Regions from separate parts of the Homo sapiens genome. Here all the other regions are linked to region 3. A link is a loop called in an ENCODE intact Hi-C map of the cell type or tissue named here. Cell type or tissue: GM12878. All regions are shown on one strand. Region 1 overlaps ARHGAP24 (Rho GTPase activating protein 24). Region 2 overlaps ARHGAP24 (Rho GTPase activating protein 24). Region 3 overlaps ARHGAP24 (Rho GTPase activating protein 24). Region 4 overlaps ARHGAP24 (Rho GTPase activating protein 24).

Region 1 (8,000 bases), 190 kb before region 3:
TAACTCACACTGATGCAAGAATGTGTGCTTCATGGAGTTGTGGGGTTCTCTCTGGTGACATGTTCTGAGTGAAGATTTTGAAAAAGGGAAGGGATGCTTCCTGGTGGGCACAGAATGTTTTGCAAATGGCAGATGGTAACACTGAGACAAACTGTACTTATTCACTGGGCTCCCCAGTAACTGCACACACCGAATGGGCCTGAATTACAGTTTATCCAGATGCCAGACTTTGAGGACACTCCCCATACCACTCACCTGTAAGGCAGAGTGAGCACCTGTTAGATGACTGAAGTGGCTCAGTGCTTCTATCTTCAGGGCAGAAATGGTTCCAGATGCATGTTAATGCTTGTATGGCTATGTGGCGAGGAGTGGCACACTCTTCCTTGCCACATCTCCATAGTTTGAATATTCAGAGCACAGCAGCAAGGGAGGAAGGGAGAGGGAGGGAAGTTTGATTTATTCAAGCTAGAATTCAGTGCTTAATACTGTGCTAGGCAGTGCCATAGGCATTGTCTCATGTATTTTTTAAGGTAGTATCTGTATTCATTATTTGAATCAAACTGGAGAGGTTAAATGATTTACCTAATGTCATTCTAGAGCCCACTGGGAGTCCAGGTCCATATTTCTTCCTCTCCCCTTTTCAACTACCTAATTCCTATAATGGTGCTTTCATCCAAACTTGAGGGATTGGGAAGGCAGTTTCCTGGGAACAATCCTGAAGGGAAATGTGGATCTAGTTAACAGGAAACCATGCTTTTGTAGTGTTTACAATCCACACTGTTTTCTCATTTTATCCAGCAGAGCTTAGCATCCAAGACATTTACTTGTCTGTTTCAACAGCTGTTAGAAATTAAAAACAAACAAACAAACAAAATTGGGCTGAGAGCTTTGGAAAAACATTTGGCAATGTATCTTAGGTTAAACCATATAACATTGCCAATTTTTGACTGATTTTGGCCTATAAACCCCAGAATTTCTTATGGCCATCCTAATATATAAATTTAATACACACACTCATAATATTTGAGTCAGCTAGCATGTCAACATACATTTATAAGATATTGCAGGTTTTTTTCTAACAACAAAGACTGCATAATGCCTAAATACCTATTAAGAGCTGGATTAAAAAAATCTAAATATTCTGCACCCATGCAATGGAATACTATGCAGCTATTAAAAAGAATAAGTAAATTTATATTTGCTGATATAAAAAGATATCTAAAATCAATTAAATGAAAAACAAGATACATAACAAGAACAATATATTCTATAAATTGACAAGTGAATGCTTATATGTGAATCATATTGATTTATAAATAAACACATAAATAATGTGCACACACATATATGTCTATAAATCTGGGCAGAGAGATTGATGATTTGAAGGCTGTAACTCAGGAAAAACTTATTTTTATGTGTATTCTTTTGTGGCATTTAATTTTTTCTTTTATTCTTTGTGTAGTATTCTAAAAATTATTATGAAAGGCAAAGAAAACACTCTTTGATACCTGCAACAAAACTGTGTAGAAGAGAAGAGAGATCTCTGAGACTTCTGCCCCGCAGTGAAACAGGGAAGAGGAACATTTTTTAGTGGAAGAAACAATGACTAAAGATAGAAAGGAATGAATGGTGCCAGGCCTAGTGGCTCACATCTGTAATCCCCGCACTTTGGGAGGCTGAGGTGGGTGGATCACCTGATGGGTCAGGAATTCAAGACCAGCCTGGGCAACATGGTGAAATGCCGTCTCTACAAAAAATCCAAACATTAGCTGGGCGAGGTGGTGCGTACCTGTAATCCCAGCTACTCGGGAAGCTGAGGCAAGAGAATTGCTTGAGCCGGGGAGGCAGAGGTTGCAGTGAGCTGAGATTGTGCCATTGCACTCCAGCCTGGGTAACAGAGCAAGACTGTCTCAAAAAAAAAAAAAAAAAAAAAAAAAAAAAAGGAATGAAAAGAGTCATGTTAATCCCCTGGGCTCTAGAAAAAGGGTGAGATGGAGCCACTCTGGGATTAAGAAGTATCTGTCATGGGGCAAGATAACAAGTCATCTTGACCCTCCCAGTCTCCTGGGTTCCTAATGCTCCCTGCTGGAGCCCCTTGTCCTGGCTATAGAACCATAGCTGCTGAATAGATATTTAGAAATCTCTGATCTCACTATCCAAATAGACTCCCAAATCACTCCATATCACAACTCCCTGATTTATTTTACTTAAAGAAAAACATAGCACTTATCACTAACTGACACTTATACATTAACTGACGATTATTTATATATTTGCTTATTTTTAAATTTTCTCCTACCAAAAAACAAGTTCCAGAACAGCTGACATTTCATCATGTTTAATAGTGTCTCCCTGGAGTCTAGAACAGTGCCAGGCACAGTACGTGAGGGGCAGGTGGATGGATGTCTGTCTGCATGCAGTCATGGATGGATGCATGACTGAGAGAGGGTTGCTGCTGCTGCCGCTGCTGCTGCTGCTGCTGAGACCACAGAGAGGAAACTCTGAACTCACTGTTCTTTAAAACTAACACTACAACCTATGGTTAAAACTATATTTGTGGAGGCCAGGCACGGTGGCTCACGCCTGTAATCCCAGCACTTTGGGAGGCTGAGGTGGGTGAATCACCTGAGGTCAGGAGTTCAAGACCAGCCTGACCAACATGGGGAAATCCTGTCCCTACTAAAAATACAAAAAATTAGCCAGGCGTGGTGGCAGGTGCCTGTAATCCCAGCTACTCAGGGGGCTGAGGCAGGAGAATCACTTGAACCTGGGAGGTTGCAGTGGGCCAAGACTGCACCACTGCACTCCAGCCTGGGCAACAAGAGTGAAACTCCATCTCAAAAAACAAAACAAACAACAACAACAATAACAAAAAACTGTATCTGTGGGGGTTGTAGTTTTCAAACAATAAAGAGGCATGCCTAGTTTGACAATCCGACAAGATTGTCTGAGAATAGAGCAGTCCTGAAAAATCTTTGGTGGGTGGTTTCTATGACTCCTATATCAACTGGTAATAATTTTTCAGACATATAGAAGTCTAGCTTTTTAAAATTTTTGTTTGTTCGCAATGGAGTGAGACTCTTCTAAGGACATAACAATATGGAATAACATAGTTGGCACAGGAAATGTTTTCTGAATTCCAATCAACAACTAAGAAGCAACTATTTGAATGTAAAGCTTAGTAAACTGGAGACTGCTTGTAGAGCAAGAGTTGAAGGAATTCCTAGAATCTACCTTCGGCAAATGAGAAAAAGACAACATATTAGATTTGTGTGTCTTCTGCAAGTCCCTATCCTGATGCCATAGCTGATTAGTCACAATAGAGCACTTCATGCTCAATTTCATGTTGGGCTGGAGTCCTGTTCCCAGAAATTTGGGGTAAGAGCTAAGAAAAAGCCATCCGGTATGCCTGTATGACTAGAGGTGTAACATCTTTAGAGTTGTTGGTGACCGTATTCTGCCACGTTGAGGGAGAGACAGCCTGACAAGAAACAGGAATGATGCAGATGTGCCAGGATACATGAGGACAAGAGCCGGAGAGAAACACTGTGTCAGAGACTGTCAAGTAAAGTGTTCAGGCTGATCCTGAGGCTTTGTGGCAAGTTTTCTTTGAGTACCTGCCAAAGTTCCACAGTATAGAACAACACTGAGACTTGAACCCATTCTAATTTTGCTCTTATGCACAGGAAATACTGTCTTTCTGCATCATACTTGGGAGATAAAACATATTTCTTTCTCTTGGCATTTTTATTTTTATGTAAATCTTTTTTCAAAGTTTGCATATATTGCATCATATATCAGTTTCTTACTGTGTCTCTCATATATCCACAATTTAAAAATACTCCCATTTTATTTAAACGTCCAAATACTTGGCTGTTAATTTTGTCTGGATCATATATTCTTTCTAAGTTTAAGTTTTTGTTATCAGGAACAACTGAGTTTAATCTACAATTACTTTCTGTACTACAAATAAAAGATGTGACTATAAAGCAGTATCACTGCTTTCAATCTTGAACAAATTCACCAGATTTTGTATATTTAACTATCTTTCTGGCCTATCAGAATATTTTCTTAACCCCAGCATGGCATATGTATGAGAAAGGGAGTTACGGATTTCTACTGGACCTCAGAGTAAAAATCTTTTAAGAGCTATTAATACCATATGCTCGGAGAAACAAGGAGGATTGTGTAATTTGTTTGGAGTAGGTGGTCAACATGCATAGAGGTAGGGGATGGCCAGGTTGCTCACTGGTGTTAAAGACATCAAAGCCAAAAGCACTTGAAGTCTTTCCTCTAGGTTAGGGTTCTTTTAAAAACTTGCAAGACAAGTGCCTGCCTTACAGGGAACCTGTAGAGGGCAGTATTGCTGTGTATTTTGTATCTGTCAACTAAGAAACTACTTCCACACAGCCAAACAATCTAGGCATGAACAGATATAAGCTGCTAGGTTAAAAGTCTAATTGGTTTTAAAGGATACCTGGTTTGTCGCTCTTATTTTTAAAGTCACTCACAAAATTTTAAAACATTGTCCCCTCCAAATCTTCTTTACTTATTCACAGCACCATTTTTATAAAATGTTCTGTCCTGATGATTTAGGTTCTGTCCTTAATGATTTTAAAATATATTTTAAAAAATTACAAATTATTCTATTTCAGAATCTAAATGTAAAGAGCAGATATTCAATTTTCAGCTTTTGCTTGTTTGTTTGTTTGTTTGTTTTTGTTTTAGACAGAGTCTAGCTCTGTAGCCCAGGCTGGAGTGCAGTGGCACAATCTCGGCTCACTGCAAGCTCCGCTTCCCGGGTTCACGCCATTCTCCTGCCTCAGCCTCCCGAGTAGCTGGGACTACAGGCGCCCGCCACTACGCCCGGCTAATTTTTTGTATTTTTAGTAGAGACGGGGTTTCACCGCGTTAGCCAGGATGGTCTCGATCTCCTGACCTCGTGATCCGCCCACCTCGGCCTCCCAAAGTGCTGGGATTACAGGTGTGAGCCACCGCCCCCGGCCTCAATTTTCAGCTATTTTAATGCCATATTGTAGGCGGTTCAATTTTGTTTTTATTTGTGCTTAGTGCTTTTTTTTGCTAAATAAAATACAAAAGATATCTAACAAGATTACCTCCCAAAAAAGGATTTTTTTCAAAAGCTATACAAGATACTTTCTACTCTAAAGATATTTTAATATGATCACATTTTAAAACATAAGTGAAACGTAAACTGATGATAGGAGATTTAAAAAGCAAAAAATGAAAGAGCTTATTTTAAAAGTTAGCTTTGCTCATGTTGCTCCAGGCATTTCCTGAAAAGTAGGAGAAAATGTTTCTAGTGCTGTTTATAATGGTTTTAAAAGAAAGAAGCAGCTACTCTCATATGCATTTGTACTGACTGGCAGTGATGTCCCAGCCATGGTTTAGTTATATACAAATAAGATCCCTGAAGTCCTGTATTAATGGTTTCCCATTAAAACAGGCCAATCAGGCTGGGTGCGGTGGCTCACTCCTGAAATCCCAGCACTTTGGGAGGCTGAGGCGGGCAGATCACGAGGTCAGGAGATCGAGACCATCCTGCCCAACATAGTGAAACCCCGTCTCTACTAAAAATACAAAAAAAATTAGCCAGGCATGGTGGCAGGCACCTGTAATCCCAGCTACTTGGGAGGCTGAGGCAAGAAGAATCACTTGAACCTGGGAGGTGAAGGTTGTAGTGAGCCGAGATCGCACAACTGCACTCCAGCCTGGGTGACAGTGTGAGACTCCATCTAAAAAAAACAAAACACAACAAAACAAACAAGCCAATCAAACAACCTGAGTGCCTCTCCTGTTCAGGCGTGTGGTTAAAAGATACATGCAGGCACAAAATATAGCCCCTGCCTCCAAGGACATCACAATAGAGGTTAGGGTATGACATGAATGTTAAAAAAAAATGAAATCATACAAAGGAAATACAACAAACACAAGAACTAGTATAAGAAAAAATGCTTCTCTTGAAATTAAGTATTTTGGAGTTGGTTATTTTGAGGTTTGCTGGTAGAGGAGCTGGGCTTACAGGATGGATAAGTTTGTAGAAAAATAGAAAATGAAGAAGTCATGAAGAATCAGTCAGATACTCAAAAGAAGGAGGGCTGCATAGCACAATTTTAATATTTGCAACACTAAATGATTCTTAACAAGGAAGCAGATTCCCAGCCCTGCCTATCCATTCCTGGAAACTGGGCATCATATCGCTAAGGAGGAATTTAGCCCCAATTCCCTAGCTTGCCCTTTCTTTCCCACTTGGGAAAAGTACACAGTGAAAAAAGCAGGTATCTATATTACTGTGTTCACTACTTCCTCCTTCACGACTCCTAGGAAATCTATAGAATTATATGAGAACAAAACAAAACAAATAAAAACCTACCCCGACTTGACTTTAACTTACATCAAATTGCCTTTAACAGTAAATGTGTTCAATTGCTGGCATGCCTATTTTCTTAGTCCACTGGACTGTCAGGCTACAGGGGAAGGCACTGGGTTTTGGAATCATAGTACCTAGCATCATGCTGCAGAGCCAGGCTAGGCATTAGAATAATCTGCAGAACTTGGAAACTTATAGATTCTTGCCACGTAATAGAAATTTTCCCTCCAACAAACTTCTCCAGGACTTTATTTAGCATGAAGAACATTCTTCTATGTATTACACTTAGTTTGGTAATCTGTAGCCCATTAGATTATTATGAGATTATTCACAAGTTCAAGGACTATGTTTTATTCACTTTTTATGTCTTTCATACTGTGTAGTATGCAAGTAGGTACACAGGATGTACTTGTTGATTTTATTTTCTTATAGTTTTTTTTTTTTAAGAGATAAGGTGTCACTCTGTCACTCAGGGTGGAGTACAGTTGTGTAAGCACAGCTCATTGAAGCCTTGAACTCCTGGAGTGAAGGGATCCTCTTGCCTCAGACTCCTGAGTAACTGAGAACCACAGGTGCACAGCACCATGCCCAGCATATGTGTATATATATATTATATATATGTATATATACTACTATATATATTATATATGCACATGTATGTATACAATATAATACATATACTCTATAATACATATATATGTATATATGTATATATACATATACTACTATATATTATATATATACTACGGTATATATTAGTAGTTACTGGGGTCTCTCGCCATCTTGCCCAGGCTTGTCTCAAATTCCTGGTCTTAAGTGTTTCTCCTGCCACGGCCTCTTGAAGTACTGGGATTATAGGCATGAGTCACCATTCCCGGCCGCTGGTTAAATTTATAAGCTTCTCTCCTTTTCACGTTTTCCTGGGCACAAATTTACTCATATCTGACAATGACAACCACTTTAAGGATGAAAGCACCTTGCTTTAACCTCACACTCATATTTAAACATTGTTTGGAATTAATAGTGGAGAGCATTGAGACTGGATTAAAGAAGGCTTCTGAAAATGGAGGGCACATTTAGACTTGTCTAGCTGTTTAGTGGAGGCTGGCATATGATATTCTGTACCGCCTGGCTAATTCCCTCTAATGATTGGACTACCTTTAAGAATTCTCTGAAATAAGGACTTAACAAACAAATGGCATGCATGGGGAAAGATATATTTTTAAAAGACTAAATAACCATTTTAAAAAGCAGCAATACATAATGAAAAAATATCCCAAACCAATATGAAAGATGATTCAAGTCTCTTTTGTTACAAGTTGTTCTGGAGTCCTGTCAGTCAGGAATGTCACAGCTACAAGTAACTTCTTGGTTTGCCTCTAACGCGTGGAGGGTGGAGGATGGAGGGTTTAGGAGAGACCTCAGTCATCTGCTTCCCAGCTCAACCTCTCTTTATCTCTCTGTGTGTCTTTTCTCTCTCCTTAAACACTGGGGTAGCATTTAACAACCAATATGCTAAAGATCCATTCTCCTTGAATTTGTGCTCCAAGAGTACTAATTTTTTGCTCTCATTTAAGAAATTCTATTCATTTATTTTGTGACTTGGGCC
Region 2 (8,000 bases), 140 kb before region 3:
AATACAGATAACACTAGCAATTAACTCATATGACCGTTGATAGCTGAACACGATGCCTGCATGTGGTAAGCACACGAAAAAATGGTCATTTCTAAAAATGCTGGACTATAACCTTCCCTATCTACATAATGGAATTCAATCAAAAGGTTCTAAAATGTTGCTATCTCTACAGGTGTTCTGATTACATGGTTGTTGCTCACAGTGAGTGTGTAGTCACTTCCCACGTGAATATTTACATGCATGCAAGTCATATTATATTCATTCAAGTAATTATTGAACTTCAATATGTATATGTCTTATTTGTACATGTATATTCGTATATTTTGTTAAATTTTCTTGTTAGAGTCAAAAAATTAAAATTTAAAATATAGTATCTGTCATATGTGTAAATTTTAATACTTTATAAATAATTTTTAAATATATCCTATATAAACTTGGTAAAAATCTCATATTTCATTAATTTTATAATTTGCATTTTCTCATTTTATATTTTTTAATTTGGGATACATCTTATAGACAATGGTAGATCATAATTCAAATTATAGTGTGTTATTATTCTTAGTAATACCTAAAATGATGGTATGTCTTACATTTGATTTGGTCTCACATTAACTGAACTATGGTTTAAATGTGAAGAATAGGTATATCAATCATAAAAAGCAACAAAATCTAAAGGAAACTCTCATCTTTTCTACTTTCCTAAGTGATTCCATTCTACTTAGATTTATCCACTCCAAACTTTTAAAACTTATTGACCCTTGGTCAATCAAAGTACCTTATGATGTTTTCTTACTTTTCATTAAAAAAATTCTATCTGGTTGCTTATACATTCAAAAATCTTTAATAAGCCCTACTATATGCCAGATACGGTACTGAGGACATAGTACTTAAAAACAAAGAACAAAATATAAGTTAACAAAAATGAAATGTAGAACCTGTCCTCGGAGTTTCCTTTGTAATTAACAAAGAGAAATATATGCCATATGATGCCACTTATTACTAAGTTGTTAAAAATATTTTTAAATAAATGAAGACAAAGAACTGAGTATCATAGTTTTTAATCCCTCCACAGGTCACAGCACATCGTCTTATATCCAGTAAATGGAAAATACATTCAGTACTTCATGAAGGTACTTTGGCAAAAGTTACATTTAGATACTGCCCAACTTCTCCTATCACTACCATATTTTTTCTTATTTTTTGATGGCCTCCATTCCAAAACTATCTTATAAGATAATTTTCTCATGGTGGTCAATAAATTTTAACTCATAAATAAGGGGTTTGATGCCAAGACTTCAACACATTCTCATAAGCATTTTTAGAAAAGTTGAGGAAGAAATGGTTTCTTTGACTAAAAGGCTGGAAGCTACAATGATAGAAAGAAGATATATTAAAGTGCAGTATTAAAAACCTGTATGCAAATGTACATAGTGGATCTACTAATAAATCTGACAAATGGGGTACAACCTAAATATTTTTCAGCAACTAACTGGACAAAAAAAAACTGTATATATGCATACAATTGAATTGAATACTACTCTGCAGTGAAAAGTAAGGAGCTACTGATAACACACAACAGCACGCAAGAATTTCAGGTGCATTACGTTCAATGAAAGATGACAGGCTCAAAGGTTACATGCTATAGATTGCATAATATAACTTTCTGGCAAAGATAAAACTTCAGGGACAGAAAATATACCAGTCATTGCCAGGGGCTGAGGGTGGGGGAGCGGATGACTGCAAAGGGGCATTGGGGATTTTTTTGGGGGTAGCATAACTGTTCTATAGTTTGATTGTGGTGGTGATTACATAACTCTATGTAAATTATACCTCAATAAACCTGACTTTAAAAATGTAGTGTTGTTGATGCTCTGGGGTGTTGGAGAGTGCCTTAGTCTGTTTGGGCTGCTATAACAGCCTACCACAGACTGAATGACTTATAAAAAGGATAAATGTCTTTCTCACAGTTCTGGAGGTTGAGAAGTTCAATATCAAGGTGCCAGCAGATTTGGTGTCTAATCAGGGTCAGCTTTCTAGATGTCAGTGTTTTTGCTGTAACCTCACATGGCAGAAGAGGCAAGGATCTCTCTGGGGCCTCTTTTATAAGGGCACAAATCTCATTCTTGAGGGCACTACCCTCATGATGTCATCAACTCCCCCAAGTTCCCACCTTCTAATTTCATTATCTTGGGGGTATTTTGATGTGTTAATGAAGTAGGGGACACTAACTACAAACATTCAGAACATAGAAGAGGGTTGCCCACTGCTGCCAGCCAAGTCAACGTAAAACAGTACTTCATCCTTACTGGGTGTCTAGGACCATCTGTCATCTCATCTCATCTACCCTGAACATCTACCACACTCAATGCAGAGAAAACAGTAGTGCCTTTCACATGACACGTACTAAAAATATTTGTAGAATGGGAAGCTGACTAAATGAATAAAAAACACGTGAATGAATTTCTTACAAGTCTATGGTCTTGGTGACCAGGCAACTTTTAATTATTCTATTTCCACTGCCTTAAAGGATAAAATCTACTTCTTTCATAGCCTCATTTTTATCAACAATGACCCAGTTGTTTTAGTCATAATCTTGGTAGGATCCTTAGTTTCTTTTATATTCATTTTTCTCTTCTCTATTCTTTCCCACAAGTAAATTCTCCTTTCACATGCTTCTCGGTGGGGGTCTCACTTCTGACCTCCACCTTTGCCTTTCTCTGTCCATCACAGCTGGCCACAAAGAGCCTTCCCTGTCACTGTTTTGAGTATATTTTGTATTTCTCAGACCCCTTCATGGGTCACTTATAACAAGTTAAAATTTCTGTTTATGCAATAATGAAAGCTGAAGTGAAATATTCAAAACTGAGTACAAATGATGCTGTAAATTAAACATGCATTTAAATCTTGACAATCTAGTAATATATTCTGCAAACAACCTCATTACAGGACATCAAAACTCACAAACCCCAGGGCGAACGAATGCAAAACAGAAGACAACATTTATACTTTTGTTTCTTGTATTTCATTGAATAACTTATTGACAATTTGTGTAAAAAAGTTTATCAAATTGAAGGGACTAATTTTTTATTGTGTTTCAATAATGTATCTTATAATACTTTAGAGCCTATAAAATATGAATATATGTTAATGTATATGAAAAGATTTCAAAAACACTTTTAAGAAATAAATTTTATAAAATAGCTGTCAAAAATGTTAATTATTAATTAAGTTGATATTTGTTTGCTATGCTGCTAATAAATAACCTAAAACAATCATTTTAAGGTATGCATTATTCTAATTTTAAGAAAGTTGCATCTGTATAAATACAATGTACATCTGTTTCTCTAGGCAGAAGAAGAAAAGTAGAGATTTTTTGAAAACTTGTTTGGCTTCTGTATTTTGTTCTGCGTTTTCACCAAAACATAACAGAATGTACTTCCCCTTTCAAGTTACTACTCTTCCTTTGTCTATATATTTACATATGCTAGAGTCATAAAGAGAGAAGCTTTATTACATGTGTGGGTGTATATATTATATACATATATCTTATAACTAGAGAGAAAGGAAAAAGAGAGACACACATTCATAGGCTGATAGGAATGGAGTAGAGATGAAACAACCTTTCAGAAGAAAAATATGTACCATGGGTTGATGGACTTTTGGACAGTCTTCCTTAGACTCAGGAACTGAGTCCAAATCTCTGGTTATTTTGTTCTCTCAGGCAAGACATGAAGGAAGTGTGATCTGACCACATTGCAGATGGTTTGGATAATCAGCATTCAAAAAAGAATTTTTATTAAATCCATTTACCATATGTTTCCATTAAGCTGGAGCCTCTATTGTATTATACAAACACACATAGTACACACATATCTATATATGAATCTTGATGTCACTAACTCTATACTTTGTGCTAATGTAAGAGTTTACTGGGTTCTTGAACATCTGTCAGGACCACCCAGACAATTCTGAATTGTAAAAAGAAAAAAATTCAGTCAACCAAAATCTGACCAGATAAGACATGAAATGTAAGGACAGGCTTTTGTATTTGTGACAGCTGTCCCAAATTCTTCATTGATTGATGTATTTATTTTACAGTAGGATGCAATCACTGTAAAATAATTGCCATCTTAAGATGCATACGGTACAGTTTTTTTGAAAAGATGCAAACAGCAAAATTGATAACAAAAACAAAACAAGATGATATTGGGTACTCAGGGTGGGAAATGTTGGGAGATGGGTGAGGGAAAAAAGAAGATATATTGGGTGCAGTGTACAGCGCTCAGGTGATGGGTGCACTAAAATCTCAGAAATCACCACTAAAGAACTTACCCATGTAACCAAAACCTGCCTGTACGCAAAAATTATTGAAATAAAAGATTAAAACAAAACAAAAGGCTATGAGGCAAGGAATATAATAAATCGATAATGTGATTAGGAAGATAAAATGTGTTTTATGTCTAGTGTGGCCATACGCAAGAAGAAATATAAGTAGCTGATGGAGGGAGAGATAATAGCAAGTGGTTACTATCACATCTCCTTTCCTATAAACCTTTTCTTTAAAAATTCTGTAATTATAATGACAGAGAGACTAATGAAATACCCAAAAGTTATTCACTTTATTTCTTATAATGAAATATTTCTTCCAATTCCAGATCATCTTAATTCATGAATTTCCAAGGGGAAGGATTTCTCAAGGAATAAATATTGGAAATTATGTCTACATAAAAAATACAACAGTGTGAAACAAACAAAGAGAGATATTTTATTTTTGTTTTGCCTGCTGGAAGATACTATATAAAGGAAAATATACCAGATAAATTTCAAAAATAGAGTGATTTTCCATTTTTTTCTCTAGTGATATCTTACATTCACCATGTCTACTTTACATCAAACTCTTCATAATAAAAGAGTCTTTTTAGTGGAGTCAGTATAAGTTCACGTTTCAAGCTCAGACTTCTAACCTTGATTTGTTATTCATATATACTGCTCTTTCTCTACTTGGATATCTAACACACAACATTAAGTGACCACAAACAGAACTAAGCTCTTTAACCACCACCTCCCCAACCACCATTACCACCACCCATCAGCTGGCTTCCCCTGTAATCCTTCCTATCTCCATTGATGGCAATTTTGTCTTTCAGGGTATTCAGCCAAAAATCTTGAAGTTACGTTTGACTTTCCTCTTTTGCACCACGTCAGCTGCATTAGCAACTCCTGTTGGCTCCATTTTCTTCTTCTTCTTTATTTATTTATTTTTTTTTTTTTAGACAGAATCTCACTCTTTCCCCCAGGCAGGTGTGCAGTGGCATGATCTTGGCTCACTGCAACTTCCACCTCCCGGGTTCAAGCAATTCTACCTGCCTCAGCCTCCCCAGTAGCTGGGATTACAGGCACCCATCCTTACACCTGGCTAATTTTTATATTTTTAGTAGAGATGGGGTTTCACCATGTTGGCCAGGCTGATCTCAAACTCCTGACCTCAGGTGATTCACCCACCTCTGCCTCCCAAACTGCTGGGATTACAGGTGTGAGGCACCATGCCCGGCTCAGCTCTATCTTCAAAACAGATGTACTGGTCACTTATTACCTCTACTGTGTGATCTCCTCAGGAAAGTAAAAATCATTGCTAAGTATGAGGTTTAAAATCTCAATCCAGCTTGTGTAACATAGTGTTTCCTTAATATTATTAATTTTTAATGGATAAATGTAATATTTTTCTATAGATAACTTTGTAGCTGTTCTTTTATTCACTCAACAATATATATTAAATGCCTACTATGGGCCAGGCACTATTCTAGGTACTTTGGATACATCAGTGAACAAAATAAAGATCTCAGTCCTAGTGGATCGTATACTTAATGGGAGACAGACAATAAACAATACACAAAATGAATACATTATGTACTACCTTAGAAGATGATAATGACTGTTCAGAAAAGAAAAAACAGTAGAGAAAGTGAAGTCAGGAGTTATAGCGGGGTGGGGAGGGTGTTGGTTAACAGTTTTAAATAGGGTGGTAAGGATATCTCTCTGAAAAGTAAATTAAAAAAAAAAAATTGAGACAGGGTCTTGCTCTGTTGCCCAGGCTGGAGTGCAGTGGCATGATCATAGCTCACTGCAGCCTCAACCTCCCAGGTTCAAGTGATCCTCCCACATCAGCCTCCCAACTAGCTGGGACTACAGGCAGGCACCACCACATCTGGCTAACTTTTTTGAAAAATTATTTTTTGTAGAGACAGGATATCACTATGTTGACCAGGCTGGTCTCAAACGCCTGGGCTCAAGTGATTTTTCCACCTCAGCCTCCCACAGTGTTGGGATTACAGGTGTGAGCCACTGTCCAGTTTGAAAAATGAAATTTTTAATGGACACTCATCAGTTTGATTTCCTTCTGCATATCTAGGAAGAAGATTAACAAGGAGGTGCCAAGAATAAAATGACATATACTGCTGTAGTCTCTGATTCAAATCTTTCTCTATATCCATCATAGGATCATGTTTGTAAGGGAAAAAGCAAAGAATAGATGGGACAAGGATGCAACCAAAAATATCCACTTATGGGCTGAATATTTGTGTCTCCCCAGAATTCATATGTTGAAGTCCTAATCCCCAAAGTAATGGTAATTAGAGATGGGGTCTTTAGGAGGTTTTTAGATGAGGTCATAAGGGATGTCATGGTGACATGGTCAAAGGAGGAGCAAGTGGGGGGTGGTGGTACCACACACATTTCAATGACCAGGTCACAGGAGAACTCACTATCACAAAGACAGCACCGGCTATGAGGGACCTACCCTCATGACTCAAACACTTCCTGCCCAGCCCCACCTCCAGCATTGGGGTTACAACTTAACATGAGATTTGGGTGAGGACAAATATCCAAACTATATCAAAGAGTGTCCTTGCTAGGTCGCTCTTTGTCATGGGAGGACAAACTATGAACGTGCTATGTGGAAGCCAGGAAGAAGCCCTCGCCAGAACCCAACCATGTTGGCGCCCTGGTTTCAGACTTTTAGCTTCCAGAACTGTGAGAAAATAAATGTCTGTTGTTTGAGCCACCTGGTCTATGATATTTTGCTAAGGCAGCAGGAAGAGATTAACAGACCACTACAATGTTAAGTGTTGAAACTTTACAAATGTGAGCCTATGAAGCCAGGAAGGATGTTATATAGAGAAGTTCCATGTTCAAATACAATTTATAGTGCCTCCCAAATGTTGAGGCATTTAACATTCAAAGAATCCCACAAAATCATGTTAATGATCTCTCTGAAGAATTTCTGGATCTGCCCACTTTCTATATTCTATAGATACACTTGCAGAGTTTACTTACACTTAGTCCCCCAGCTCCCACTCTTTCCTCCCCAGGCAGACAGTCACAGAAACCCTGCCAACCTTCCATGGGTCCAGCAGTCCATCAAATGACTAAAAATGAAGCTGCTCTGGTAAGAAGCCAAGCTCCAAACTGATAACAATGTTGAAATATCTGTATACCTGAACTAATTTAATTTTGTCATACATTGTCACAATGGACAAAGCCTTAACAAAGTTTTAGTGGGTGCTTGTGTAAGTAGATACTGCTGGCTAGTCTTCCTTCCCACTTCTCCCTTCCTCTCCCACACTCCCCTCAAATACACACTTCTTGCTTAATCTTGCTTTACAAATAATAGTATATGTTTGCCTAAGAAAATATTTCAAGATTAAACAATGAACATGAAATGAAAATGGACTCAGTATTTCTATGAAGTTTTTGTAGCTTTTTCAAATTGGGTGCCCCTAACTTTAATTTTAATGACTCTCTGACACCTCCCTTCACCTCTGGTCAAGGCAGGCTTCCCTTTCCTGCCTGTCTCCCTTCCTCCACCTCACACAGAAACATCCGTTTCCACTTCCTGAGTTTTTCTTATGCTCATCACTTAACCTGGAGTGTCCTTCCAAGTGTGTTCTGATTCCTAAAAGTTCAGCCTCTACCTTCTTCACTTTTTTCCTCAGAAACAGCCC
Region 3 (8,000 bases):
TAAATATGTTTATGGGAAGCAATTGGATTTCTTAAAGTAGCTGGAAGGGCTTAGGACTTTCACCTGTGGTTTTCCCACTGCCTGGACATCATGGTTAACTTCTATTTATCCTTCAGGTCTTCTACAAAGGCTTCCCTGGTGCCACCACCACCCCGCTCTGAAAGTTCCCCTTGCATGATACCATCCTGGACATGACCCTTATCACATGTAGACCTTGTTTTTATTACTTCTCAGTGTTCTACACCACAATAGACTCCCTGGAACCCATCAGATGAACTAGAATATAGTGAATGCTCAAATAATTGTTAAATAAATGGCAAACTGATGAATAAGTGAATGAATGCTTCAATCCATCTTTGTGTTTCAGTCAGTCTTTGGGGTCTACATTAAAATTGACACCAAAGCCCTCAAAGATCCTGAGTACTGTACAAAAATCATAAAACATTTGCCGTTGTTACTAGACACAAATGCAAGGACATCATGACCAATTCTCTCTTTTAAACCTAACCCAAATTTAGTGGCTTAAAGCTAAACTGAACTTCAAAAATGATTGAACCAAGTGGATTGCCATTTGTCTCACTGGATGCTACTCTTAATCATGATTTGAGTTAAAAATAAACATTTCTTCTTGAAAATGAAAAGTATAACCATGAAAAGAACAATGGGAATTAAATGAAGCACAACAGCCACGAATATAAAGTCAAAAATAGTCACCAGAAGGGCATACCTGGGGGAACTTACGTACAGTTATTTTCATGAAGAAACACTACAAAATCCTGTTGCTTGATTAAATTGTTCAAAACATCACAGAATAGACAATAGCAAAAAATGATGTGTATATTGGGATGGATCAGGAACATCAATCTCCATATTATATTTTAAGCTTCAACGTTTCCGTATTCATTTGCTAAGAAATCAAAATGACTTACTGAAATGAACCATAAAAAAGGAAATTTCTCCTAAGAATTTAGCTTTTGTTGTCTACTTAATGCCTCATACATTGTAGAGAGAATCTTTTCCCTCTTAAGATGGCTTTAATTCAACTAGAGAGAAAATTATATATATTAATTTTAATATATGTATAATACTTTAATATATACTTAGAACTGCCCTTCACCACCACAGTGATATCTGAAGGACAAATAAAAAAGACAACCACTGGAATTCCCCATGCTGATAACCTGAGTAGAAACAAAAATCAAATCAAAACATATACTTTACCATTGATTGGGATTAAGAAAGAACTGCTGCTTGTGAAGCCCAAGGCAGACATTATTAATTAATCACCTGTGTTCACCCCCAGATGCCATCTCAATCCAGTACTCTAGGCAGTCACAACCAACCAATCATATATGGAAAGGTAAGAAAGACTCTTTGCTAATTCAATTCTGTAGACAAACTAAGAACTGAAGATATCCCTTAAATATCAAATAGAAACTCCAGTGCTTTTCCAAAAGCAATGGCATCTGAAACGGGAAAAGATGAGAAATTCAACTTATTTTAATGGAAAGTGAAGACGGCAACTATCATTTCATCATATGGCCACAGAGAAACAAAGAAAACAAGCCTGAAGCAGGGAAGATGAAAAGAAGTTGGATGTCTCTTATTTTATATTTATTAATTGAATCTGTGACTAGACCCCTCAAAATAGGATCAGAAACATGATGTTATAAACATCTCAATTTTTAAGCTTTTGTGTGTACTCCACTCCCTCACCCATAGTTTATTAATATGATTTTGTTTTGAAAAACTGTCACAAAGAAAAGAAATTTGGGGAGGCCCAGAAGGCTTCTGAAGATGTTGGTCCAAATATACAAAATGCCAATTAGACAGGAGGAAAATGTTCAAGAGGTCTATTGTATAACATGACTATAACAATGTATTGTGTTCTTAAACATTGCTAAGAGTAGATCTCAAGTGTTCTCATCACAAAAAATAAGGATGTGAGGTAATGTTTATGTTAATTTGTTCAATTTAGCCATTCCAGAATGTATGTGTATTTCCAAACATGATGTTGTACATGACCAATGTATATAATGTTTATTTGTCAATTAAAATGAACTCATTTATTAATTTTTAAGAGGTTTTCCACACCTAAATCTGAAAAGTAATAGGATTATAATACCCAAGGGATGGGAGAGCAATGGCAGTAATGAAGGAGAGCTTTATGCACATAGCAGAGAGAATTGAGAGAGGAAAGCTGAAGCCCGTATGACACTGAGAAAGTCAGCTGGGTCCTTTCCTCATTATGGGGAAATAACTGCTGTGCCTATAATTTATAGAGCCCCTCCAGCACTTTCCCTGATGTCTATAATTTTTAAGCTAAGATGAAAGCTTTCCTGAAACACTACTTTTAATATCAGGTTCCTTTAGTGAGTCTGACCTAGGAGAATCAAATGTTGTTGATTGCATTATCATTTCAAGCCCCTCAGTGGGGCCAGCTATTTATTCAACTACACTTCAAAGAAAATATTTTACAAGTGGGTAACTTTGATGGAGATAGTCATTTGTCTACAATGAACTCTCCAATTTTCTCCTTCAAATGAAAACCCCGAGGTACTTAATGATTTCCAATAAGGACCACTCATTTTTGTCAATTAATCCTGTGGGTGGAACATCGTCAGGCTTGCTCTAAAGCCTAGCAAAATGATTAGGCTTTCTAAGTATATAAATCTTGTGCTAATCACTAAACCACAGTTGCTCTCCCAGTGGTTTCTTATATGGAGGTATGGACAACACAACTTTTTTTTTTTTAGAATCTGAGGAAGGTAGGGAAAAACTTTTGTCAAAGTGAAAATAATAGCATCATTCATATTATGGTAGACTTTGATGTGTTAAACTGTGATCTTTGATGAAGTACTGCTATTCACATATAATTTGAACATATTTTAGCACTTCAAAATATCTGATTATTTCACACTTTAGTTTTAGATATGCTAAACAGAAATGTAGCTTTACTGCACCTGAATACATTTAATTAGCAGTTTAGAGAAAGAGAAATAAATCTTCTACATAAAACATAATTTTTTAAAATTAAGAAGTTTGGTGGCACATATGTTATTTGAAGTATCCAAGAGCCTGTCTCTGAGGACTCCCCTCTCCCTCATCCCATGTTTTTCTCGTTGATGCCACCATCCCTTTGCTAAAGGGATGGGCTTGAACTTAGTTGCTCATAGAACCTGAGCTCCCTAGCAACAGTGACTGGCCCAGGAAATGGACATGTGACTCAGACAGTGCCAAGTAGAGTCTTCCCTTAGGATAGGGAAGACACTGAAAGGATGAGCATCTGAGGTTGGCGGCATTCATCTTCCCTTTTAGCAAAGCCATTTGTAAAATGACGCTATGCAGAGACAAGCTGGTGTGAGAGAGGAATGGAGAGAGAACCCAAATACATTTGTAACCTGAGGAAAGGGAATGATTCACTTAGAAAGGATAAAGTAATAGCATAAAAATTATAATGTACACTTCATTAAAGATAAAAAATATGTGCTCATCAAAAGACATCACTAAGAATATGTAGTCTTCTGTGACCAGAGGAATTGGGAGATCCACAGGGAAAATGCCAGGATACCTGGAAGCTAGGAAATGATTACAGAAATATTTCTACATGGAGGCCAAGATGGCTGACTAGCAGCAGCCAGTGTGCACTGCTTTCACGGAGAGAATAAAGAGTGGTGGGTTGACACTAGCTCTTCAACCGGAACATCCAGGTGAACACATTGGGATTCATCAGGGAAACAGCATGACCCACAGAGAACAGAGAAGAGTGAGACAGGAAAACTGCCCACCTGGAGTGGCCCAGAGCCAGGGGAGTCACCACACTGGGGAAACAGTGAGTAAGTGAGAGTCCTCAGGGACCCACACTTCTACCACTTCTGCTCAGGAAATCCCCGCAAACTCCCCTGCTGCGGCCTCCAGACCAACACAGAGAACTACGTGGGAGTCTGGGCAGAGCCCTGCTCAAGCACACATGGAGTCCTGGGAGCCTTGGATCCTCAGGCACCCTGGCACCAGTGGCTGCAGGTCCAGCAATGGGGAAGGTCAGCCTCCCTCACATGCCTGCAGGAAAGGAACCAAATCCACAGCTGAGCAGTGATGGACTGCAAGCCATGCCTCCACTGCACCTTGCAGGATAAGGCCCATTGGCCTGGGGTGCTGGTGAGGCCACCCCAGCCCCACCTGAGTTCTTGGGCAGGGAGCAGCTCTGCAATTCCCTGGGACAGAGCTCCCAGAGGGAGAGGTAGCCTGCCATTTTTGTTTCTCTGCAACCCACCCTCCTGTTGCTCTCAGGCTCCAGAGGGTGTGCAGTGACTCGGGACTCTCCCAGACCCCCGGCAGAGCTGCCTTATGGAAAAGGGACAAGACTGTGTTCCACATAGGTCTCCACCTCTGCTACTGCTCACTGGGCAGGGCCTCCAAACCTGGGACTTTAGTGACCCCCTCCTGGGCTCTCAGAATGGTAGCAGCTCTACACTTTCCTGGGATAGAGCTCCTAGAGGGAGGCAGGGCACCATTTTTGCTGTCCTGCAGCCCTTGCTCCTATTGCCCTCAGGCTCAGGAGGGAGTGGAGTGGTTGGAGACCTATGGAGATGCCCAGCACAGTGCAGCCACCTTACAGAAAAGCAGCCAGACTGTTTTCCACATGCGTCCCCACCTCCCCTACCCTTCACTCGGCAGTGCCTGTTGACCTGGGCCCCCAATATGATTAACCTGCCCCCACCTGAACACTTTAGTCAGTGGTGGCTCTGCATTTCTCTGAGGAGGAAACCCCAGAGACAACCCAGAGCATGTATGACATTGCAGTTGCAGCAGTACTGCCCTGACTGTCCTCGGGCTGGGGAAGGAACAAAGGGCCTGGTTGCTATGCTGAAACCTCCAGCAAGCTGCAGCTATCATATGGAGAGGAGCCCAGTCTCTTTCCAGCGAGCTCCCACACCCCACTCTTCACCAGGCAGGGGTCTTGCCTCAAGATCACTGAAGAGCTCCTCCACCCGCAACTGAGAATTCCCATTGCTAATGGCTTTGTGTTTCCCTGGGGAGGTGATCCCAGAGGCAACCAACAGCCTCTCTGTACCTGATGCCCTCAGTCTGGGGAAGAAATAAAGAACCTGAGGGTTTTACTCATACTTCTAGCACACCACAGTTATTATATAGAGAGAAGCTCAGGCTCTCCTCTCTGTGAGCCCTCAAACCCCCACTCTTCACCCAGTCGGGCCCCAAGCTTGGGCCAGCAGTTGCAGTCACCCCCACCCACCAGCTGAACATTCCCAGTAGCAGTTGCTCTGTGTTTCTCTTGAGATGAAGCTTCCAGAGGCAACCAAAAGCCCCTCTGCCACTGCCATTGCAGTGGTACTGTCCTTGCTGCCCTCAGACTGGAAAAGGAGCAAAGACTCTCAGTGATTTAACCACACCTCCTTTAGGACAGCCACTGCTGTCCTAAAAAGAAGAAGCCAGTCAGTTTCCCCCCATGAGCCACCTGGCCTCTCTGCTCATCAATATGCAGGGCCCCCTGGCTTGAGTCCACAATGCAGCCACCCCACCCCAGGCTGATAGCCCCAACTGGGAGTGGCTCTGCCATTTTCTGATATGGAAACCTGAGAGACAAGTGAAAGGCCCTCTTCCACATGTCCCTACCCATGGCAAGGTCCCTTCTCCTGCTGCCTCCCAGCTAGAAAGGAACATAAAGCCTGAGCTCACCCAGGGCTGCAGTGTGCAGCCAAGAAGTGCCAAGCCAAGAGCTATAGCCAGGACTTGAGTGGGAGAGGATTCCACACTCTTAGAGCACAGAGAGGGAGCATATCGCAGTCATGAGGAAATACAAAGCAGTGAAGTGACTAAGCAAGAGCCTACCTACTGGTCATTATGCTTAAGCACCACCTACTTGATCACAACCCAAACTTCAACAACAAAAATACTTTGCTAATATAGGCCACCTTCTGCCCACACTGTGAAACCAAGGACAAGAACTCAGCCACAAATAAAGTTCCTGCACAAAGCCTCAACCCTCCAAAAACATCCTGAAAAGAAGTCAACTGACTGTACTCAAACTAAAGCACATGGTGGGGTGTGGCAGCTGCATTGAATCACCCCACACAGATGAGAAAGAACCAGCACAAGAACTCTGGCAACTCAAAAAGCCAGAGTGTCTGATTTCCTCAACAACTGCACTAGTTTCACAGCAGGAATTCTTAACCAGGATGAAAAGACTGAAATGAAAGAAATACAAATCAGAATATGGATAGGAACGAAGAGCATCAAGATTCAGGAGAAAGTCAAAACCCAATCCAAGAATTCTAAGGATTACAATAAAATATGATACAGGAGCAGTTAGATGAAATAGCCACTATAAGAAAGAACTGGCTGGGTGCGGTGGCTCATGCCTGTAATCCCAACACTTTGGGAGGCTGAGGTGGGCAGATCACGAGGTCAGGAGATTGAGAACATCCTGGCTAACACAGTGAAACCCCATCTCTACTAAAAATACAAAAAAAAAAAAAAAATCAGCTGGGCGTGATAGCGGGCACCTGTAGTCCCAGCTACTCAGGAGGCTGAGGCAGGAGAATGGCGTGAACCCGGGAGGTGGAGCTTGCAGTGGGCCAAGATAGCACCACTGCACTACAAACACTCCAGCCTGGGTGACAGAGTGAGACTCCATCTAAGAAGAAAAAATAATAATAATAAAAATAAAAAGAACCAAACTGATCTGATAGAGCTGAAAAACACACTACAATAATTTCATAATGCAATCACAAGCATTAACAGCAGAATAAATCAAGCTGAGGAAAAATCTCACAGCTCAAAGACTGGTTCTCTAAACTAACTTGAACAAAAATAAAAAATAAAGAATAAAAACGAGAAATATGGGATTATGTAAAGAGACCAAATCTATAATTCACCAGTGTCCTTGAAAGATATGAGGAGATAACAGGCAATTTGGAAAACATATTTTAAGATATTATCCATGAAAACTTCCTTAACCTCGCTAGAGATGCCAATGTTCAAAATCAGGAAATGCAGAGAATTTCTATGAGATATTACACAAGAAGACCATCCTCAAGATACAGAATCATCAGAGTCTCCCAGGTCAAAATGAAAGAAAAAATGTTAAAGGCAGCTAGAGAGAAGGCATAGGTGACCTAAAAAGTGAAACCCATCAAACTAACAGCAAACCTTTCAGCGGAAACTCCACAAACCAGAAGAGATTGAAGGCTTATATTCAGCATTTTTAAAGAAAAGAATTTGCAACCAATAATTTTATATCTAGCCAAACTAAGCATCATAAGCAAAGGAGAAGTAAGACAAGCAAATGGTGATGGAATCCATTAACCCTGGACATGCCTTACAAAAGGTTCTGTAAGGAGTGCTAAATATGGACAAGAAAGAATGTTATGCACCACTACAAAAACACACTTAAGTAAACTGACCACTGAGAATATAAGACAACCACAAAAACAAGTCTACATAATAACCATTTACCAACACCATGACAGGATCAAATCTCCACATACCAATATTAATGCTGGATGTAAATGGGCTCAATGGCACCAATTAAAAGGCACAGAGTAGCAAGCTGGATAAAGAAGCAAGACCCAATGGTATGCTGTCTTCTAGAGACTCATCTCACATGCAATTGAGAGGTGAAGCCAGCTGGGCTTCTGGGTCGGCTGGGGACTTGGACCACTTTTCTGTCTAGCCAAAGGATTGTAAATTCACCAATCAGTGCTCTGTGTCTAGCTAAAGGTTTGTAAATGCACCAATCAGTGCTCTGTGTCTAGCTAATCCGGTAGGGGACTTGGAGAACTTTTCTATCTAGCTAAAGGATTGTAAATGCACCAATCAGCGCTCTGTGTCTAGCTAAAGGTTTGTAAATGCACCAATCAGCACTCTGTAAAACAGACCAATCAGCACTCTGTAAAACGGACCAATCAGCACTATGTAAAATGGACCAATCAGCTCTCTGTAAAATGGACAAATCAGCAGGATGTGGGTGGGGCCAAATA
Region 4 (8,000 bases), 52 kb before region 3:
ACTTAGTAAACTTGTAAACTTAGGCAAGCAGGTTCCTGGCTAGTATATTAAAAATGTGAATAGGTTTCTGCTAGGTGTTTGGTAATATTCCCCAAAAAATGGACAAACTCAGCAAAGAACTGACTGGTTTGCAAATAGAATTAAGAGGACATATGGCGATCCCAGAAATGTTGGGCTTTGCTGTGCAGGAAAATAAAATTGTTTCTCATTCTTAGCCTTGCCAGTCAGCAAAACATCAAATTAATGGATAACCTGGAGGCAAAAATCAAAGCATATATATGATGTACATATGTATATATACGTATTATAATGTCTGACACCTAATAGGCATTTAATAAATTTAAGACTTTCCTTTATAACAGGACAGGGTTCATGCAATGGAATATTATATAGCAGTTAAAATGAACGAAGTACGTCCTAAATTAATCAACATGGATAAAATTCAGAAATATAATGCTGAGTGATGAAAGCAAACTACAAAAGAAGTCATAAACTGTGATATTTATTAAACTTTTAAAACATAAACTTAGTGTTGTTTATGGATATACATATATGCAAAGCTGTGCAAAGGTATACATTTGCACACACCAACTTCAGGATAGTAAACTGTAACTTAAAAAGGAAGGGAGACTGAGTGCGGTGGCTCACACATGTAATCCCAGCACTTTGGGAGGTTGAGATGGGCAGATTGCTTGAGCCCAGGAGTTCAAGACCAGCCTGGGCAACATGGCGAAACCCTGCTTCTACAAAAAAATACAAAAATTAGCTGGGTGTGGTAGTGTATCTGTGGTCGCAGCTACTCAGAAGGCTGAGGTGGGTGAATTGCTTGAGTCCAGGAGGTTGTGGCTGCAGTGAGCCATGATTGTGCCACTGCACCAGCAGCCTGGGTGACGACACAGCGAGATTGCCACAAAAAAAAAAAAAAAAAAAAAAGGAATGGAAAGGATAGGGCTTTAGCTGTTATCTGTGTATCTGTAACATTTTCTTTCTTTACAAAAATACTGTATGAAAAAATATGGCAAAATGTTAATTCATTAAATGTGAGTGGTGGGTATATGGGTATCCTCTAAATATCTTCTAAAATGGTTTATTCTTCTGAGTTTTTGAAACATTTCATAATTAAAACTAAAAATAATATTAAATAGAAATGAATAAAAAGCATTCCTTTTAGTATACAGCTTTAGATTATTTATTCATGGGTGAAGAATAAGATAATATTTAAATATGAAATTACGCATTTTGCTACTTGGATGCTTTTGCTATACATTGGTCTTTTTTTTTTGAAACAGAGTCTTGCTCTGTTGCCCAGGCTGGAGTGCAGTGAGGCTCACTCCACGCCGAGTGGAGTGCACTCGGCTCACTGCCAGCTCTGCAGTGAACTCCTAGGTTCACGCCATTCTCCTGCCTCAGCCTCCCGAGTAGCTGGGACTACAGGCGCCCACCACCACGCCCAGCTAATTTTTGTATTTTTAGTAGAGACGGGGTTTCACCATGTTAGCCAGGTTGGTCTCAATCTCCTGACTTTGTGATCCACCCGCCTCGGCCTCCCAAAGTGCTGGGATTACAGGCATGAGCCACCGCGCCCGGCAGCTATACACTGGTCTGTGTGTGTGTGTGTGTGTGTGTGTGTGTGTGTGTGTGTAATGTAATGAAAGAGAACCCAATTTATCCACATCTTTGCCTGACTAGCCACCAAAGAAGAAATATTACCCTAATTATTTGCACCAGTTATTTTTAAAGGATTCCTTGCCAGTGCATGCAGTCAATTACAACATACCCACTGGTACTATACAGAACCTGGAGAAAAGCACAGGTCAAGTAGGGGATTATAATTAAATATCTGAATGAAGAAGGAAACAACTTGTTTGCCACAGAAAGACAGGTTAGAGTTTGAAAACAAGATGTACTCACATTTTTCTTGCCTAGTCCATCAAGTTTCAACAAGCAAGCAGTACATATTTTCATCAGACATTTGCCATAGACTCAAAGGATCATCTTAATTTCCAGTCTTTCTCCACATTTTCTAACACAGGCTTATGTACCTGAATCATTTGCCTCATGAAAGGAAGGGATCGGGTTCATGGACAGAGGGGAAGTGGTGAGGACAGGGACTACTGTCGGACAGTGCAGGTAAAGAGTTAGTGATTTTTGTAGTATTGACTAATAAATCCAAACTTTTCCATAAGCTGAAAATTTTTTAAAAAAGAAAGTGCTAAACACAATTTCTAAATCCCTAAAAAATTCAGACACTTTTTTAAAGCTGTCATTTTTCTTAAGTGGATAATTGTCATGGGATCTAGTGGAGATACATGCTTTAATATTATGCAGTGACTGTCATTTATCCAACACTATGACAAAGGTGTTCCATGCATATTAGTTTATCCACACAATAACTTTAGGTTAGTCTATTTATTTGGAAGTTTATTGTTCAACTCCCTACATTTACCAGGTCACATTAGGAAGCAAAGGTTTTTTTATAATATAAAATATTCACTTATCCACTAAACTATAACATTAGGCCCCCTTCCAAGATGCTTCCCAGTTTCACATGTAGCAGTAGCACATAGCTGCAATTATAACTTGTTTCATATTAGATGAAATAGTTATGTGTATAACTCTATGTTTTTAAGATAAAAATCCTAATAAAACTTATTTTTTATTATTTACCATGAAATCAGGCTCTTTTTCAAAATGGATTCATGTTTTCCTATTTCCAATTTTCTTTAACAATAAACATCCTCTCTTCTATTATGATCATGATTTTTAGATGAATAAATTGATACCAAAAGGCAGTTTTTCTTTATTTCTTTCATATCTGTAGAAAACCACACCAAGAGCCTCGACAAATCCAGATCTAACTTACTTCAATATGCAGCCTAACTCTTCAAGTAAAAATGTAAGAGCCACCAAAATTGAGGCACTACTGTAGGAGGCCTGGAAAGACAATGAAGAGACAGTAAAAGGCTATTGGTGAATGTGAATGGAAACTTTGTGAGTTACTAGCAAACACAAGACTTTTGAAACTGGAAACACTTGTTCACCATGGTAGCAAAAACCACCACAAGTCAGAAATCAGTGTGACACTTTTTCCCCACGACGCTAGAAACCACCTTGAGATAATTTCTGATATAGTTTCAACTCAGCTTCACCCATTTCAGACCCTTTGCATTTTGTCTATTTCTGTTGGTGATTCTGAGTCAAATCTATTAAAATGTATTCATCTGGCTCAATAAGGGTGCTTTCTTTTTTTTTTTTTTTTTTTTTTTTTTTTTTTGTAGATGGAGTCTCACTCCTCACTCTGTGGCCCAGGCTGGAGTGCAGTGGCAGGATCTCGGCTCACTGAAAGCTCCACCTCCCAGGTTCACGCCATTCTCCCGCCTCAGCCTCCCAAGTAGCTGGGACTACAGGTGTCCGCCACCACACCTGGCTAATTTTTTTGGATTTTTAGTAGAGACAAGGTTTCACCGTGTTAGCCAGGATGGTCTCAATCTCCTGACCTCGTGATCCGCCTGCCTCCGCTTCCCAAGGGTGCTTCCTAAGGAATATGTGCTTCATACCATGGTATTCTACATTACCTCTTCATTTCAACATACTAATGCCAAACGCTCTGCTAGACCTGAGCAATAAGAAGTTGGCTCAGACTTAGTCTACACCCTCAGGGACCTGACACAAATAAACAAGTTCATTAAATTGTCTTATGCCCAATCATCACATAATCTAGAAATATCAGTTGTACAATAGTTAAAAATAGGGTAATCTAATGAGGTGCAGTTTAATAGCATTTAAACTGGAAGTGCCATAATGCTAAGCAATGAAGGATCTCTTTTTCAGGTCATCAAAGTATTTCATCATATATTTCAAAGTAACTATGAGAAAGAATTTTGAATATTTTTACAACAAAGAAATGATAAATGCTTGACATGATGGATATGCAAGATACCCTGCTGATTTAATCATTATACAATGTATATATCCATTAAGACATCACACTGTGTCCCATTAATATGTGCAATTATTATGTGTCAATTAAAAATGATCTAAAACTGTAAAAAAATCTAACTTAGTCATGAAGGAATGCATGGAGTTGCCTTCCCAATTGTGATAATGGGAAGAGCAGAGAAGGCACAAAAAACAAAGAAGCCCTTGTGTTAGAAAACAACTGAAGTCATTCCAGATTAATTAATAAAAATTTTATATGTATTATGCAAAACATATTAAAGGAAAATAAAATTGTCTTAAAAATCAGTAATTACTCAACTGATAGTGAACTTGAAACATTTTCAAAAGCAGTGATAAAAACTCAGTTCTGAAACAGAGTAATACTCTTATTCCAGAATATTCTGGGGGTACATAAAGGAGGATCAATTGGACGAGGACAGTGTAATGGAGGCATACATTCCAGAATAAAACGGAAACAACACTATTGCTCCTCCTGGCTAATGATGTTCACTAATTTCTCAATGAAGAGAAAATTCAGTTGATGGCAATACCCCATATATTCTATTTCTATTGTTCAGTTTACATTTAGCAAAATAGATAATTTTATAGGGGTCCCATTTCAGAGCATATTTATTCAATCCTTATTAAATAATAGCAAATTTATCCTAGCACTTTACTAGATACTAAGCATTTTAGAAACATAATGTATTGAATCATCACAACCATCCTTTGCTGGAGGTAATACTCTTACTCTTGTTTTACAGATGAGGAATCAGAGTCACAAAAAGGCTAAGAAGTTGAAGGTCACACAGGGAGTAGGTAGAGAGCCAGGATTCAAACCTAAGCAGCCTGTGCTATCTCTCTAACTAAAGAAAGTCCTCGGGTTTAATTATATTAATAAATTCATATTTAAAAACATTGAGTACTGGCTGGGCATGGTGGCTTATGCCTGTAATCCCAACACTTTGGGAGGCTGAGGCGTGCAGATTGCCTGAGGTCAGGAGTTCGAGACCAGTCTGGCCAACATGGTGAAACCCCGTATCTACTAAAAATACAAAAAAATTAGCTGGGCAGGGTGGCACGCACCTATAATCCCTGCTACTCAGGAGGCTGAGGCAGGGGAATTGCTTGAACTAGGAAGGTGGAGGTTGCAGTGAGCTGAGATCATGCCATTGTACTCCAGCCTGGCGACAGAGCAAGTCTCTGTCTCAAAAAAAAAAAAAAAAAAAAAAAAACAACCAAACAAAAAAACATTGAGTACTATCAACCAGGTACTATATGAAGCACAGGGCCACAGAGATGAACACTATTGTTTATGTTTATATGTAAATAATAAATACAATAAAGTCTCACAGAGACTAGGCTATATTTATAATGTCAGTGGACCACAAAGAAGTAGTGGTCAGCATGGAAACTGTTTGGCTGGTTGCCCTAACAGGTAACATTCAACTTGTTGCCTTTATTGACAAAAATAGAGATGCATTAGGTAATTGGCATCCTTAAAAAAATTCCATATTAGCATACCGTATTTATGTCTGAAAGTCTTATATATTACAACAGTCTCCTCTCCCTGTTTTATTCTTTTCCTCTTTTCTCTCTTTTCTGCCTTTTTCAATTCAATTCATATTTTTGAGCATACACTTGAATAAGACACTTTCTGCTCATTCATTATAAACAACATATTAGAATTTATGTTAAAGACAAAGAAGGCTCTTAAATAGAAGAAATCTTTAAAGAGTTTAGAAATTTTCATTCGCTCCTTAGCTTTCCCCTACCTCTGGCACATTTTGTGGCTTCTGTTTTATAACTGCAGACCCACAGACAGTTAGAGGCACACCTGTATAAACACCAAGGCCCAGAGATTTTCGTTGGTCTGCAGCCAGCACCAGGCATCATGCACTTTCATATTCTGTCTCACTTGAGCCCCATCAACACCTGAGGGAAAGCCCAAGACCAAGGGGCTAAACCCTGAGAAAGTTGGCACGGCGTAGCTATGGCTCCAACACCTGGGCTAAATGAGGAAGTATTTTTGATACTTCCTCATTTAGCCCAGGTGTTGGAGCCATAGCTACGCCGTGCCAAGTTTCTTAAAAAAAAAAAAAAGAAAAGAAAAGAAAATAATGCTTGACAGTTTTCAGAAACATTTCCTTCTTTATGATTTAAAATTCATCCCAGAGTGGCTGTGATATATGTGAATATAGCTAAATGCACAGAGAAATATCTGGGACAGATTCAAATGAATGAAATGTATTAATGATATTAGGGAAGGGGTACGGAGATGATTCCTGCATGATATTTTTTTAGTGACAACTGGTGACCTGATACCAGTGAAGTGTAAGATTGTGGTTTTCTTTCTCTTTCTCTCTTTTTCTCTCTTTCTCTCTTTCTCTCTCTCCCTTCCTCCCTCCGTTCCTCCCTCCCTCCCTCTCTCTCTCTTTCTTTCTTTTTGACGATCCTTGGTATTTTGGAAAATCTTTGTGGCTAAAATAAAAGAAACTTAAAGGACATTTGATGCAGAATACATAGCTCTCTATAGCGAATGTTGATCTCTATATCTCATTAATTCAGTTTAGGCAGAATGGAAATCATCTGACCATTCTGGCCCTGATACAGACTCTATTATTCTCATCCATGTGTTTCTATAGATAACATCTACTCCATCTCCAAAGGGAGAATGTCCTTAGATAGAGGGAAGTAAACTCAGGCCCTCTCTCACCAAAGACAAATCAAACTTGAGAGAACTGCAGATACCCTTCCACATTTGCAAAGCCCTTTCATAAAGTTCTAGCAATCCATGAAGGAAGTAAGGTCTGTATTATTATTGTCTCTCAAACTCTTCAAGTCTTTTCTTAAATGTCATCTGATCAGTCTTTCTCTGGCAATTCTTCATAAAGCAGCAATTATTTTCTTCCCTGGCTCCAGCCTTTCTTATTCCCTTGCTGGTTTAAGTTTTCACCATAGCACTTAACTCTATCTAGAACATTACACATTTATGTATTTATATAATGTCAGTCTCACTTGACTACAGTGAGAAGAGTGACTTTGAGTTGTTCACTGGTCTATCCCTGGGGCTTGGAATAGTGCCTGTCAGTTAGTTCATACTTACCCAATATTTGCTGAATGAATAAATATTGAATAAATGAGTAAATATAAGGGCTCAGAAGAGTGTAACTTGTTCAAGTAAGTTACAAAGCTAATTGGTAGTAGATTCTAGACTATACTTCGATCTTAAAAAATCTTTATCTTATCCTTTTTCTTTTCCTTTTTTTTTTTTGAAATGGAGTCTCGCTCTGTCGCCCAGGCTGGAGTGCAGTGGCCCGATCTCGGCTCACTACAAGCTCCCCATCCTGAGTTCACGCCATTCTCCTGCCTCAGCCTCCCGAGTAGCTGGGACTACAGGCACCCGCAACCACGCCCAGTCAATTTTTTTGTATTTTAGTAGAGACAGGGTTTCGCTGTGTTAGCCAGGATGGTCTCGATCTCATGACCTCATGATCTGCCCGCCTTGGCCTTCCAAAGTGCTGGGATTACAGGCGTGAGCCACCGCGCCCGGCCTGGCCTATCTTTTCCTTTATCTATGGAAATCCTAAATGCCCCTTTGAGGTCTGATGCCCCAAAGACTGAAGATATTTCATAAGGTGTTTGGCACATAGTAGGTATTCAAAACATTTTTTTGCATCTGAATCTGAATAACTGAGAATACCACCCATGACATAAATGTTGTAATTTTCCACTTGCTGAAAGTCTTTGAAATAACTCCAGTGGGAAGAAGGGAGATGAAGATGGTTCCTGAGGGGGTTCCAAAGAGAATCAGAAAAGGTCAGCTACCATAAATAAGTATAATTCTTGCAGGAATTCATCACAATCTCCATAAACGCTGATTACTGAACACACCTCCAACCCTATTGTTCCCTGTAACCTTTTCAGACTGAGATGTACTTTTTTGTTGTTGCTAAACAACACATATTCTTTGTAGAAATTGAGAAATGCACAGAAAAACACACAGAAGAAAACTTAAATCTCCTATATGTAATCACATTGAACAGAAAAAATCTATAAAC

The links. Peaks named below come from ENCODE experiments on the same cell type or tissue, not always from the same donor. Only the 100,000 strongest peaks of a DNase experiment are listed, where the experiment ranks them.
Region 1: a loop joins it to region 3, with 2.9 times the contacts of the local background. A loop is called at or near these places in 6 of 110 quality-filtered maps.
Region 2: it touches region 3 in a loop (3-fold over the local background); 2 of 110 quality-filtered maps call a loop at or near these places.
Region 4: a loop joins it to region 3, with 3 times the contacts of the local background. A loop is called at or near these places in 2 of 110 quality-filtered maps.

Annotation. Positions count from the first base shown.
Region 1 is chr4:85,744,428-85,752,427 of GRCh38, reverse strand. The region is part of intron 3 of ARHGAP24 (Rho GTPase activating protein 24); the gene reads right to left. Among named protein-coding and RNA genes, the nearest start is that of MIR4451, 26 kb to the right of the region's middle. In GM12878, a CTCF peak has its summit at 4,333 (motif pointing right); no DNase peak of the experiment used is centred here; H3K27me3 peaks cover 157 bases.
Region 2 is chr4:85,697,666-85,705,665 of GRCh38, reverse strand. All of the region lies in intron 2 of ARHGAP24 (Rho GTPase activating protein 24), which reads right to left. Among named protein-coding and RNA genes, the nearest start is that of MIR4451, 21 kb to the left of the region's middle. In GM12878, no CTCF peak of the experiment used is centred here; a DNase peak (open chromatin) is centred at 3,505; H3K27ac peaks cover 1,046 bases.
Region 3 is chr4:85,553,338-85,561,337 of GRCh38, reverse strand. The region is part of intron 1 of ARHGAP24 (Rho GTPase activating protein 24); the gene reads right to left. Among named protein-coding and RNA genes, the nearest start is that of ARHGAP24, 82 kb to the right of the region's middle. RefSeq lists enhancers at 3,623-4,022, 6,075-6,124. In GM12878, no CTCF peak of the experiment used is centred here; DNase peaks (open chromatin) are centred at 3,867, 4,838 and 5,967; H3K27ac peaks cover 1,631 bases.
Region 4 is chr4:85,605,726-85,613,725 of GRCh38, reverse strand. The region is part of intron 2 of ARHGAP24 (Rho GTPase activating protein 24); the gene reads right to left. Among named protein-coding and RNA genes, the nearest start is that of MIR4451, 110 kb to the left of the region's middle. RefSeq lists an enhancer at 2,966-3,025. In GM12878, no CTCF peak of the experiment used is centred here; DNase peaks (open chromatin) are centred at 3,065 and 5,865; H3K27ac peaks cover 207 bases.